2 separate regions of the Mus musculus genome follow, and region 2 is linked to region 1. Evidence: chromatin contacts called from ENCODE Hi-C or POLR2A ChIA-PET data. All regions are on one chromosome and are shown on one strand. The core of a region is the stretch at or near the end of the contact, and the rest is flanking DNA. Distances in the headings are between cores, read along the strand shown.

What was found. A loop is a pair of places that touch in the nucleus more often than their neighbours do. ChIA-PET counts read pairs that join two places held with the same protein, here RNA polymerase II (POLR2A).
Region 2: POLR2A ChIA-PET joins it to region 1 with 25 read pairs in Patski. The contact joins the promoter of Gimap8 here to the promoter of Zfp775 in region 1. A Hi-C loop is called at or near these places in 3 of 37 maps with a recorded cell type or tissue (gastrocnemius and left cerebral cortex). POLR2A ChIA-PET finds 5 or more read pairs at or near these places in 1 of 5 experiments (Patski).

What each region holds. Positions count from the first base shown.
Region 1 is chr6:48,599,375-48,606,607 of GRCm38, forward strand. It overlaps Zfp775 (zinc finger protein 775), which reads left to right and starts at 2,633. Exons shown (of 3, transcript NM_173429.3): 1 at 2,633-2,746.
Region 2 is chr6:48,642,668-48,649,209 of GRCm38, forward strand. Gimap8 (GTPase, IMAP family member 8) reads left to right here and starts at 4,567. Exons shown (of 6, transcript NM_001077410.1): 1 at 4,567-4,618; 2 at 4,740-4,860. The coding sequence starts at 4,769.

The sequences.
Region 1 (7,233 bases), core at 1,383-3,882:
AAGGGTGGTGGACCTTAAGTGCTTTGGTTACACCTGTAGCCTTGTCAGGCGATGTGAGAAAGGGAAAAGAGGTGTTGTGAACAGCCAAGATAGCTTTCGGCTCACACATCCCCCAACACTGATTACAGATCCACACAGACATGAGCTCAGCCTTTTCTGGGGTCAGCTCAGAGTCAGCAGGTCCCCTAAGCTCAGGTGGTGGTGGTTTGATTTTTGTCTGGCAGGGCCTCCCTGGTTGGTCTGCTGAGTCACAGATAGCTTCACACACAGCTGCCTGCTCTTCTTGTCAGGTACCAACAGGCCCTCTCGCCTGTCATTTCTGCACCAGTCCCCAAACAGAGGAGTGCAAAAGAACAACTGTTTGTTTTGTGAATGGACTTTGCTAAGTTCTATCTGATCCCACCTGATGGGCTGCTCCGGGCGCTCTTGCTCTCCCTTCAAATTCATGTAAACACCTGCAGCTCTTGCTCTCCCTTCAAATTCATGTAAACACCTGCACACGGTCCTGGAATACTAATTACTAGAAGCTGAGATTCGGGTCTGTTTCTGCCTCCTTTTGTCTTAAAGATGTGTGTGTATGTTGTATTTTCCTTCATGTATGTTTGTGTACATGTGTGTACCCGGAACCCATGGAGGCCAGACCAGGGAAGGGTATTAGACTCCCTGGAACTGGAGTTATAGATGGTTGTGAGTCACCATGTGAATTCTAGGAATCAAACCCAGGTCCTCTGCAAGAGCAGCATGTGCTCTTAACTGCTGAGCCATCTCCCCAGCTCACCCTTTCAGCCTTGACCACCACTGTATAAAAAAGAAATTAGTGTGCTGGTTTTGGTCACATAATACTGGGTTTGGGGAGATGGCTTGGCTTGTAGAACATATATGCCTTGCAAGCATGAAGACTGGAGTGTTGCTTCCCAGAGGCCATAACAAAAGCTGAGTATGGTGGGTCACAATCCCACAGATACTGAGATCCCAGTATCTTGCTGGCCACCTCAGTGAACCTAGCCTATTTGATGAAGTTCCAGCTAATTAGAGACCTTGTCTCAAACAAGATGGAAGGTGCCTGAAGATGCATAATGTGACCCCCTGGCCCCCACATGCACCAACCCCCCCTCACAGATTTTATAATATAGACTCTGTGTATGTGCATCAATACATAGTTTGCTTTTTTTCTTTCTTTTTAAACATTTTTAAAAATTATTTATTTATTTATTTATTTATTTTTTGAGACAGGATCTAATACAGTTCCAGGCTGGCCTTGAACGAACTATCTCAGTGTGTAAGATAGGCTAGCCTTCACTTACTGTGCTTCATTCTTCCACTTCTGGAACAGCCTTGGTCCTGAGTGTCAGTCTGGAGAGTCTGTCACTCTGGATAGGAAGTGTTGTTCCTGGGCCACACTAGCTGGTGGAGGATCTGAAACTAGAATGCTGCTCTGAGAGGTAGGAATGAAAATCCAGAAAGGCACATAAGCAGGTGGGAAAACTCACTCATCTATTTCACAGGCAAACACATCAAAGTCCAGAAACAGAAAACTCTCTCTTGTGATGACTGCACATGAATTTAGTGGAAAATGGCTAGAAACTTGGCCCCAGTTTCCACAATGCTTGACAGCTGAACAGCAGCTGGGGGCCTAGAGGCTTGAACAGTTACAGATTGGTGCCATGGTAGGGGTTACAGGACATCCATCCTGGTCCCAAATGCACCTCCAAAGTAGCTCTGGAGAGAAAATGCAGTATCTTTCCAGTTGACCCCACTGTGATTACCCAGCTGCGACCAAACTCAAGGCAGAGGTGGGAGGAATTCTATCAGATGTATAGGAAAGGGTGGGAATGAAAACACTTTCCTGGAGGTGTTTGGGAACCAATCACCCTTCTTGGCAGTCTGGACCTGGTTAGCAGCTAGAAGATATTTCACTCAACAGAACCTTAGTGCATAGTGAAATTAGATGCGGTTAGGTAACCTCTTCAGACCTGTTTTCTCAGCTAGAAAAAGCTCCCCGAATGCAATGATTTCCAAAGCCACTTGCAAACAGCTCCAAACATAATTTATCATGACTCAGTGTGGTCTGATGATATGCTGGCTGATGATGGCTCACTGTACCCTCACGAGGCAAAAGAGCCCTGCAATGTGCAATAGGCAAGTGTGAGCAATGCCGCCTAAACATAGCTTTCAGGGAGTAAAGAAAAAGAGCCACAATAAAGTAGATATACTCTCCAGAGGGGTCCTAAAAGTGCTGTGTTCTATTTGGCCCGCGATGGCTTCCAAGCAAGGAAACCTAATGGCACCTCACTACCGTGGTACCCCGCACCTACGCCGCGAGTTCAGATATCAATACGCGCTTGTGCGGGAGGCAGAGCGCTCAAAGGTGGGCAGATCCGAGGCACCTGGTGGACGGGCACAGCAACTATGCTCCGCGGGGCACAGAGCATTAGGGGGCCACCTCTTCCACCCCAGCAGTGTTCAGCTCACTGATTTTTTGCTTAGGGCCGCGCGGCCGCAGGCGAGGTCAGACCCTGGCTATTGGCTCCGGAGAACAAAGGGGCCGCCCCGCGGGCTGCACCAATAGGGCCGGGAGTGTCATCTGAGCCGTTCAGCCAATCCGCAGCGGGGCGGTGCAGGGCGACCAGCCAATCACACGCGTCCGCCTGCCCCGCCTGCCCCGGGACTGGCCATGGCCCGGAGCCCGGTACCCAAGTCGCCCCTTGGGTAGCCGTTCCCGTTAACCTTAGCCACAAAGTCAAAGGTATTTATTTCTCAGGCCCCCTCCCTCCGAGTCCTGTGCAATTCTGGCGGGGAGGGGCGGTGCAGGGACGGACCAGCGCCGGGTCGCTGTTCCCGTGCTGCTCCGGTGTACCGGGCTGTAGAGGAAGGATGGGTCCCGGGCCTTGAGGCGCCCTGAGTCCCGCGTGCACCTCAGCTCTGGGTCCCAATTTTCTGTACCACCAGCACCCTTCCTAGCTCAGTTGGGAGGGACCTGAGGTTGGCTGGGAGGTCAACAGGCCAGGGCAGTAAGGTCAGGAGGGTAGGACTGTTGAAGAGCCAAGAGGACCTACTGAGCCATCTGGTTGTTCTGAGCTCCCTGTCTGTGTCTGCTTCCGTGTAGAAGAGCTTCTGGGGGCAGCAATCCCAGTGTTGGCTACAAGCGATTCTGCGAGGCGGGATGAGGGTGGAGACGGAGAACAAGCAAAAGGAAAGCACGCAGAAGTTACAACTGTGTGCGCGTCTTCGGGGGTGGTTACTGAGACTTCTTTCAAGTAAAATGACCGCAGCAGTCTCAGTGGGTGTGGTGTCTGGCGACACAGAGTCCGAATGGTCTCTAGCAGCAGTGGCAAGTTGGGTGTGGTCACCTGAGGTTGGAGACAAGTGACAGGCTCTGCATTTTTATTTGTTTGTTTTTGGTTTTTAGTTGTGTTAATAACATGAAAACATCCCATAGCATTTGTGTCCTGTCAGTTCCGAAGCTCCATGATTCTGTGCTTCTACCACTCAGTTGTGGCTGACGTTTATGTAAATGAGCCCTCATAACCGTGTTTTGTAATGGTTTACAAGGCTGGGGTCTGGACTGTGTGCTAGGGATAGAGGCATCCTGTATTAGGATGCGTTTGGTCTTCTGGTGGTAACAGAAAGCATGGATGATGACAGTTACCCCACAGGTACTTGTTTGGATGACACATAGCTAAACAGTAGTTTTGAGTTTCCCAAAGATGTCTGTCTCTGGCAAAGTGACCCCTGATTTGGACCAGGGAGGGGGTGTATGGGCAAGGTCACTGCAAGACAGACAAGTTATAGGTATGCAGGTGTGTGAGGACATAACAAATCTAGATATTGGGGACAATGGGGAAAGCTAACCAAAGACTATGTTTTGAATGGCCTTGCCAAGACATTTTTGTCTAAATTTCCAAGTGTTGGAGAGCTCTTGAAGTATGTCAAGGGGGTAAAATGTCAAAATTTCAGTTTTAGAAAAATCAGTTTGGATCTGGGTGGTGGTGGCCCACACCCTTAATCCCAGTACTCAGGAGGCAGAGGCAGGCAGATCTTTGAATTCGAGGCCAGCCTGGTCTACTGAGTGAGTTCAGGAGTCAGGGCTACAGAGAAACCCTGTCTTAGGGAGAAAGGGCAAGAGAGAAAGAAAGAGAGAGAGAGAGAGAGAGAGAGAGAGAGAGATCAGTTTGGGTTCTGGTGGCAGATGGATTTGGAGGGACCAAGAAATCAGTAAAATTTTAAAACTATTATTCATTCATTCATTGAATGTGTGTGTGAGAAAGACGGAGAGACAGAGATAGAGGAAGAGAGAGAGAGACAGACAAAGGACAGAGGACAGAATTTTTGGAAGTTGGTCCTCTCTACCATGTGGATTACATAGATTCCGGGTATCAAGCTTAGGTATCCAGAACTGGCTTGCATGTCAAAACACTTTTACCCACTAAGCCGGTGACTCTCAACCTTCCAAATACTGTGACCATTGAATACACTTTCTCATGCTGTGGTGACCCCAGTCATAAGATTAATTTTCATTTAATTTTACATAGCTGTAATTTTGCTACTGTTATGAATCATAATGTAAATATCTATGTTTTCCCATATGGTCTTAGGCCACCAGTGGGGTTTGTGTTTCGCAGGCTGAGAACAGCTGCATTAAGCTTTTTCTTTTGTTTTGTTTTTTGAAGTCATTTAGGTGAGAAATGGTGAGATCTGGACTCAGAATTGATGACCGGTGGCCCAGGACACTAGGTTCCTGATCCCCATTCTAGGTGTGATGTGGAGGCCTGGAGAACTGTGCTGGCCTTGGGTGTGGGCTCAAGGGAGAAACTTGGGCTGATGATTCAGACTTGGGGTAACACAGCTCACCTAAGTTGGTAGAGGGGAAAGGGCTCTGTGTGGCCCAGGCCCTAGAGGATCTCACACTGCATGGGCTGCTGGGCACAGTCTGATTTTGTTTGTTTGTTTGTTTGTTTTTTGAGATAGGGTTTCTCTGTATAGCCCTGGCTATCCTGGAACTCACTTTGTAGACCAGGCTGGCCTTGAACTCAGAAATCCGCCTGCCTCTGCCTCCCGAGTGCTGGGATTAAAGGCGTTACCACCACGCCCGGCTCACAGTCTGATTTTTATGTCCCATCAGTCTGCACAGCTTCTGTTCCTGCCTCCCTAAATTCTGGTATTTGAAGTGAATAGCTGTGTTAATATGGCTCTGGATATTCAAAGACTTTTTCTTTTTTTTAAAGATAGAGATCCATGTGGCCCAGGCTAGTGTTGAACTTGGTATGTAGCTTAGGCTGGACTCGAACTTCTGGGGCTCTTGTTTACTGAAAGCTTGTGTTACATGAATGTATGAACTCCATTCAGCTTTGAGAAGATGTCTCTCATGACTGACTCAGTTTCTCTTGTCACACGTGGACAGAATAGAGAGTTGTGCTATGTGCCTCACATTGGCATGCTTGTATACTGTCGGAAATGTATCTTTTTAAAAGAGACTTAGGTTTACCTCATGTGTTTAAGTGCTTTGCCTATGTGTAGGTCTATGCACCACATATATTCTGTGCCTATGGATCAGAAGAGGGAGTCAGGTCCAGTCCCCCAGGAGTTACACATGATTATCCGTCATCATGTGAGTACTGAGAACTGAACCCCATCCTCTGCAAGAGCAGCAAGAACTCTCAATTTCTGAGTTGCCTCTCCAGCCCCTATACCTTGGGGTTTAAGATGCTTTCCTCTGTGTTTACATGCATAACCCTCCAGTCCTCCGCTTATCTAAGGGACAATTTTGTCTGTCCCAGTGTTGCCTGACTCCCAGTGGTTGTTTGAAACTGCAGCTAATATTGGACCATATTCAGTCTTTTCCAGCACACACATCTGACAGTTTAATTTATAAATGAAACACAGAGAGAGGGTAAGGTCAATTAATGATTCAATATAACAGTTATGACAGTGTACTAAAACAAATGTCATGAGGTTCTTAGTTCTCTCAAAATATCTTATGTACGTGAAGTTGGCCATGACTAACTGAATCTGGAAAGCACACTGTGATGGTTTGTATATTCTTGGGCCAGGGAGTGGCACCATCTGGAGGTGTGGCTTTGATGGAATAGGTATGACCTGGTTCGATAGGTGTGTCATTGTGGGTGTGGGTTTAAGACTCTCACCCCAGTTGCCTGGAAGTCAGTCTTCCACTAGGAGCCTTTGGATGAAGACTTAGAACTCTCTGATCTGCCTGGATGCTGCCATGTTCCCTCCTTGATGATAATGGACTGAACCTCTGAACTTGTAAGCTAGCCCCAATTAAATGTTGTTTTTATAAGACTTGCCTTGGTCATGGTGTCTGTTCACAGCAGTAAAACCCTAACTAAGATAGAAGTTGGTACCAGGGACTGGGGTATTGCTGTGATAGGCCTGACCATGCTTTTATTTGAAAGAATGTGGATTTTTGGACTTTGGATTTGGAACTCAGTGGAATGCTTTAAATGGGGCTTAATGGGTCATCCTCGTAGGAATATTGAAGACTTTGTTGCAGAGAGTGATTTGAACTGTGTTGACCTGGCCCAAGAGATTTCAAAGGAGAAGAATTTCAATATGTGGCAAAAAGACTGGTTTTGTGGAATTTTGGTGAAGAATGTGGCTACTTTTTGCTCTTGTCTAAAAAGTCTGTCTGAGGCTAAGGTGAAGAGACTCAGATTATTTGCATTGTCAAAGGAAGTTTCAAAAAAGCCCAGCAGAGACTTTGTTCTCTGGTTAAGTCTTTTTTTTTTTTTGGCTTTTCGAGACAGGGTTTCTCTTTATAGCCCTGGCTGTCCTGGCACTCACTTTGTAGACCAGGCTGGCCTCGAACTCAGAAATCCGCCTGCCTCTGCCTCCCAAGTGCTGGGATTAAAGGCGTGCGCCACCACACCCGGCTCTCTGGTTAAGTCTTATGAAGAGAAGTTTGAACAAGCATAGCAAGCTTAGAAAGGAAAAATATAAAATATATGGTTCGAGTATTAAAGGAGTACCAGGAAGTGAAATGGAGCAAAATCCTGTGTTCTAGGAGATAACGGATTAAGGGAGTGGGACCTTGGGGCAAGATCCTACCCAGCTAAATTTAGATCTAGGCATGGTGGTACACACCTTTAATCCCAGGAGACAAGCATGCTGATCTCTGTGTTCAAGGTCAATCTGCAGAGCAAGATCCAGGATAGCCAAGCTTAGGCAGTGAAGGATTTGAAAAACAGAAAGCCAGTGACAATGTAATAGTACAAG
Region 2 (6,542 bases), core at 3,317-5,816, 45 kb after region 1:
GCCCCCCCCACCCCCAAATCTGTAGACTCTCAATATTGTGTTTTTTGGAAATAGACCTGTTTGGGAGCGATACCATTTGATGCATCCCCATGATGGAATTGATTTAACTCCTTTTTTTTTCCTTTCTCTTCAGTCTGTGAATTGACCCACTGCCTCACATTTTAAGCAAGTGCTCTACCACTGGGCTATATCCCCAGCCCCTTGTTTCCCATTTAAAGTGCAACTTGTCTGGGATTCTTCAATGAATGGGCTATGAAGGATGCAGAAATCTCACATGCATGGACGCTGGTATTCGAAGAACATAGCGCCCTCTAGTGCACATTTTTGATGGTTCTAGGAGAAAAAAAAAAAAAAAAGACTGCCTTCTCTAACAAGGCCATGCCTCCTAACCCATCCCAAACAGATCCAGGAACTGTTTGAATCAAGCATTCAGACAGGAGCCTGTGGCAGCCATTCTTATTCAAGCCACCACACATCCACTCTGCAATTGTAAGCCAAATAAACACTTCCTTTTCTGAGTTGCTTTGGTATGGTATTTTTTTATCACACCAACAGAAAATTAAATAATACAGTCTTTAAATCTCGTTTTCTTCTGGCCAGTTTGATTACATAGCCATGATCTCATACAGAGTAGCGAGCTATAAATCTAGAAGAGTTTAGTCCTCTGTATCTAATTCTTATTTTATTTAAGGATAATGGTTTGATCTGTCATTTTATTTTGGTATTTCACCAGATTCCAGTTTGGGGACATAAATGGACAAGCACATTATAGAAGAAACTGGAAAACAAAACAGCCTCTCTTTGAATTCTCTTCCAACAGAATGCGTCGTTCCCCCATGTACAGTTATTACTTATGACAGGGGTAGAAAAAAGAGAGAGCAGTTCTGTGAGAAGTCAGGGTTCCACTGATTAAAATGTTAGGTGTCATTTTTTTTTTTTTTTGGAGAGTGAAATGGGACTCTGGTAGGAGTCATTTTCTGTTACTGTCTGCCATGGGACACTTCTGGGGAGACAAATATCTACTTTCACATAGGAAGCTGACTAACTGACCACAGCAAGGATGCCACCAGAGTCCAGTTGGGTGAACCAGTGAGTTTTATTGGGATTGCTTATAGGCATATGGATAAGGGGTTACTTACAGGATCAAAAGTGACTCAAAGACAACTGCATCCCCAAAGCCCACCCGCTGGAGAAAACTGGAACCCGGAGCTTACTGCCCAGCCTGCAGCCTCTTCCAGGTGGCTTGGTTAATCTGAACCTCTCTGCTAGGCAGCCCAGCTTGTCTGAAAATTGTCATGCATTCTTGAATATTTATAGGCCACTAGCATCAAAGTCTTTTTGAGAGTGGAGAAACTTTATCATGAAATCATACCACTTAACATATATTTTACTATGGCATACAGAACATATATATTGATAACAAGCACATAAAATTAGGGCTGATAAGATGGCTCAGTGGGTTAAGGCATTTTTGTTGTCAACCTGAGTTCAATTCCCAGAGCCCACGTGGCAAGAGAGAACCAAATCCTTCAGGTTGTCTTCTGAACTCAGTATTCATGTGTGCTTCCCACATGCTAAGTAAAATAGATACTTAAAACCCAAGTCAGTCATGGATACAGGCTAGCCCCTGCAACCCCCCCACACACAAACGACATATAAGCAATTACATGGGGTGAACACTATTGAACAATGTAAGAAGAAACCCAAAGAACATACAGGTTGACTACATTTAATAAGCATATATGCTTAGCAGAATCAAGATAGAAAATTTGTACCTTGACAACACAGAGCTTAACCCAGGTATTCAGAACAGCTGGGCGAAGGCAAAGGGTTGGTTGTTGACAGGTTAATGAAGTGAACTGGTTAGTGTTAACTAGAGGTGGGGCTCACTTATGCTGGGGGAGAGGCTTGGCAGTTTTTTAAGATCAGTGTCTGGAGACTAAACATAGGCCAATTCTAGAGATCAGTTATAGGGAATAAAAGGACACACATTGCATTATGGGTTCAACCAGAGGCCAACATTTACCCTGAATGCTGGCACTTGGAGGGAAAGAAGAGCCAACTGTACCCCATTAACTCAAGTTGCACCTTTTTTCTGGGTTCCCCCAAGGAAAGGAAGCTTCCCTGACCGCGGGGATGCAATGGTCCCAGTCTTCACTTAAAGCTATCTAGTTGGTTATACTGAACTGACCCAGAAAAGATGCTCACAAACCAAAACTCGCCATAAATCAGGAGAGAGAGAGAGAGAGAGAGAGAGAGAGAGAGAGAGAGAAGAAGAAGAAGAAGAAGAAGAAGAAGAAGAAGAAGAAGAAGGAGGAGGAGGAGGAGGAGGAGGAGGAGGAGGAGGAGGTGGAGGAGGACTTGCCACCACTCTGGAAAAGTAAAACTTTACTTCCTCTGGTAGGTCCGGTGCATAAGAAAGCCTGGCAGAATGGAAAGTGTCAGGGTGAACATCATAGCCACATGCTCTGCTCCTGCCATTCTCAAAAGCAGCACTGAGCACCAGGACAGGAACAGGAGCGGGCAGAAAAGGAGATCTTCAGAGCACTCCAGAAAACTTTCCCTGAATGTCTTCACACCACACACCAAAAGCGAGAAACCTCCCAGGGGGAAACGTAGCTCCTGACCCTTCCAGATTACAGTGCGCTATCATCCTCCTCACTCACAGGTTCCATCAAATGTAGCCTCCGCTACTGTCTGTCAACTGCAGAAGGGAAGTGGGGGTTTCCACAGCACATATTCTCCCTTGCTCCCACGGCTCGCCAACATACCACGGTGCTCACACCCCATAGGTAGTTTCACTGTGGCAGGCTCCGCGGCTTCCCTGACTTGAGACTGTGGGATCCTTGCAAATGTTCCCTCTTCTTTTTTGTTTGTGTTTGGAGACATAGTTTCACTATGTAGCTCCGGCTGGCCTGGACCTCACAGAGCTTCACCTGCCTCTGCCTCCCAAGTGCTGGTCTTAAAGTGCGTGACGCACAGATTAGCCTCTGTGTCTAACACAATTCATGGCCGTCGTAGACTCCTCCTTGCATGACCGCATCTTTCTCCTTATGCAATTTCTGTTAGTTTATAGTCCCACTTTGTCCTGTCCCTACTGAGAGCTAGGAGAGTCAGCAGGGACCTTTCAGGTTCTCATTTGCTCCATGTGTCGTTACACACGGCCACTAGAGGGCAGGAGACCCCATCCTTCCTTAGAGCCAAACCAGAAAGGCCGCAGAGCAAAATCATTCAGCAAACCAATCGTCGACCTGCTAAGTCACGAAGAAGTTGTGAGAAGCTTTAATTTCACTTTAAGCACTCTTCCAAAGCTTATTATTTCATTTAGGACGCCTGCCCTTCCCCCCGACCCGCCCCCAAGTCCATGGCTTCTCAGTTTTGGAGCAGCAAGAGCTTGCTAGCCCTTAGCTCAGCCTCACAGGCACCTGTATATCCTAGTCTATAGTTTTCACCTCAACATTTTAATTAGATGGTATTCTATGCACTGACCTGGTGCCCAGGGGAGGTGGGGACTGTTCTATGAGTGGACCTTCTTTATTAAGGTGAGGTGAGTGAATGGGAGGGGGAGGGGGATAGGGCAGTTTTCTTTGCCAGTGTATGAGTCTGTATGTGCCCTGTTCCCCAAATCCTTCAGGATCCTTATAGCATAAGCACACGTCACTTTAGACTTCTAACAAGGAAACCATGCTGTTCTCAGTGTGCCCCTTGCTTAGGAAGTACAGATCAGATTAGGTCGCTGGGACACAGTGAGTTCTGTGAGTCATATGAAAACTCAGGTTCAAACATTTCTGTGTTTTGCTAGCTGGGGGAAAGCTTTTTCTCATCTATGAGGGAGCACTTTATTCTGGGAGAAAGCAAATGGTTCCTTTGTAGTTTTATCTACATTGTGTGATCAGTCCAGGCTGAGGGAGACGGTGGTGGGGATGAGCCAAGAGGAAAGTCTGCTGGGTTTTACTCCCAAACTGACTTCATCAAAAACTTCCGATTTTGGTCTTTGCAAAGAATAGACCTGATCTAGTTTGCTTTTCTGTTGCTGCGATAAACATCAAGACCAAAAGCAACTTGAGGAGGAAAAGGTTGATTTCAGTCTACAAGTGATAATCTGCAGGAGAGAGGCCAGGGCAGGAGCTCCAGGCAGGAACCTGGAGACAGGAGCTAAAGCCGAGACCATGAAGGAATGCTGCTTACCTTTCCCTCTGGCTTGCTCAGCTGCCTTTCTTACACAGCTCGGGCCACCTGCCGAGGGATGACACAGGCCACCCTGACGGACTCTAATATAAATCAGCAATTAAGAAAATGGCTCTCAGGCATGGCCACAGGCCAGTCTGTTATAGGCAATCATTCAGTCGTGTTTTTTTTGTTTTTTTTTTTTTTCTACCCAGATGACTCTAGGTCTGTGTTACATTCATAGCTGAAGCTTACTAGGACAAGACCCAAGTAGGCCTTTCTGTTACCATCTTTGTCTGTAGCAGTGTGAATGACTGTGCTCCCACAGCCACATGGTGGCACCCAAGGGCATCTCCAGAAGACCTGTGCCTTTGTGTTCACACCGGCCCCTCCCTAAGCCCCTTCCGTGTTCATCCTATGTGCTCTGAGCTCCTTCTCAGGCTCTACTGATGTAAGACATGCTTCTAGAAACCTCTTTCTTCCTAGAAACATTTGGAAATCCTCCTGCCAGGGAGACTGGGGTGGCCTGGTAAATCTTTAACTCTCCTTGTGTGGCTCTTGGCCCTCTTTAGGATTTGCTTCCACTGACCTGAGGGCAGAGATGGCGACTTCATCCCACCAAGGAGCAGCTGCAGGAAGCCAGGCAGAGCACAGAAGCTGTGAAGCATCAGTAGGACAGGGGGAAAGACCGAGGTATGTTTCAGAGGTGTGTGTGTGTGTGGGGGGGGTCTATTATAGCTTGGGGGGGGGTGATAAGTTTAGACTGTGGAAGGCAGTCTGCCCTGTGTTGGGTTGGATTTCAAGAGCTGGAATTATGTCACTCCAACCAGATCCAGTAGGGATGTACCGTATTTTTCCCAAGAAAGAATGTGGAACAGCTGCCTGCCAGGAGGTCTGTGGGGAAAGGCTTCACACCTAAGGAGGAAGAAGAGGACAGAAGTGTGGCAGACAGGGAGGTTCAAGATCCAGCAGGGAGTGTCTCAGGGGTTGGACTCCCAGAAGGAAGTCACTGGTTGTCACTGGGACTGTTGGTCTCCTGGAGAAGCAGATGGCAGTATCTATGTCCTATATTCTCTCTTCGAACAATTTCCAGTCCTTTCACAGAAAGATCCAGTTAGTCATGTATTGAAGGAAGTCTTGAGTTTATGTACATTTAATCCAAACTGGCCCTCACCTGCTAACTCCTTTTCTTATGCTGACTGACTCACTGTCTAGGACTAAACGTCTTCCCCCGCTGGGCTCTGGAGGCCTCTCTGATCTCTTTTCTCTGGGACCACTTGCACCTTGATGTGGGATGAATCACAGAAGCTCCTTCCAATGGTTGAACTCGTGGTACCCTTGGGCAATATCCAGGGAAGACAGAGCGGGACTCACAGACTTACTCACTCAACTGCCAGGATAGGGTGATGATTGTCTTTTGGTGGAAACATTTTGCTCTTTGTAGCCAAGACCTCTGTGCTAACAAAGTGTAAGATCTTGGGGACTGGAAGCAAAGATTTTGCTGAGGTCAAGTAGTGTCGTTCCCATTTGATTTTTACCCATGAATTGCTGACCCATGAATCCTGCTATAGAGAGATGGCACTGTATACTTTGATATTACCAGACCCATGTATAGTCCCTATCCATGTTACTGTGGCCACTGTGATGAGATTGTTGGCTGATGATCAGGTGACTGGGGAAGAGGATGACTGGCACCAACAGAATGGGTCACCCTGTCAGCTTGATGATCAAGCTCTTCCTTTGCTGAGGTCAGTTTTTGATGGGCATTCAGAAGTTCTCTTGCTTGTCTTCCTCGCAGTCCTTCCAGACACCTCTTCCAGACCGATTTCCCAGCCATGTTGTTTCCAAATCCACACCATCCAGCCAAATGGTTGGCTGGAGCCCATGGGTTGGTAATAGTTGCACATCTGACCATTTCTTCTTTTAGTGTAATGAACAAGGTGCGCTGCTCAAAGTTCTGCCCCATGGGGAGAATATTCTTCCAACGTGTTCTCAAGAGATGCCCAAGCCTTGGCCACAGTGAGGTAGCTGTCCTCTGTTGGTGGTGCCCACATGTACAGAACCATCTGCCAAACAGGTCGTCCTTTTCTCTGTCGACTGGTTGCAAGGGACTCACCCTGAGGTCACAGATTTTGGCCTGGAGTGAGAAGGTGGTGTGATCGTGGTGAGGGCATTGGGGACACTGTTTCATGAAACCAGATTACCCTTCTAACCACTTCTAGTCACTAGTTAACATTTCCACAAGGATGGAGTGCTGGTTGTCCATCTACTTGCAGGCCCAGTGGATTGCCTTAGTGCATTATATACTCAGGTCATCAAATATCTGAGGCTGGGAAGTCCAAGATTAAGGGGTCCACACCTGGCACAGGCCTTCA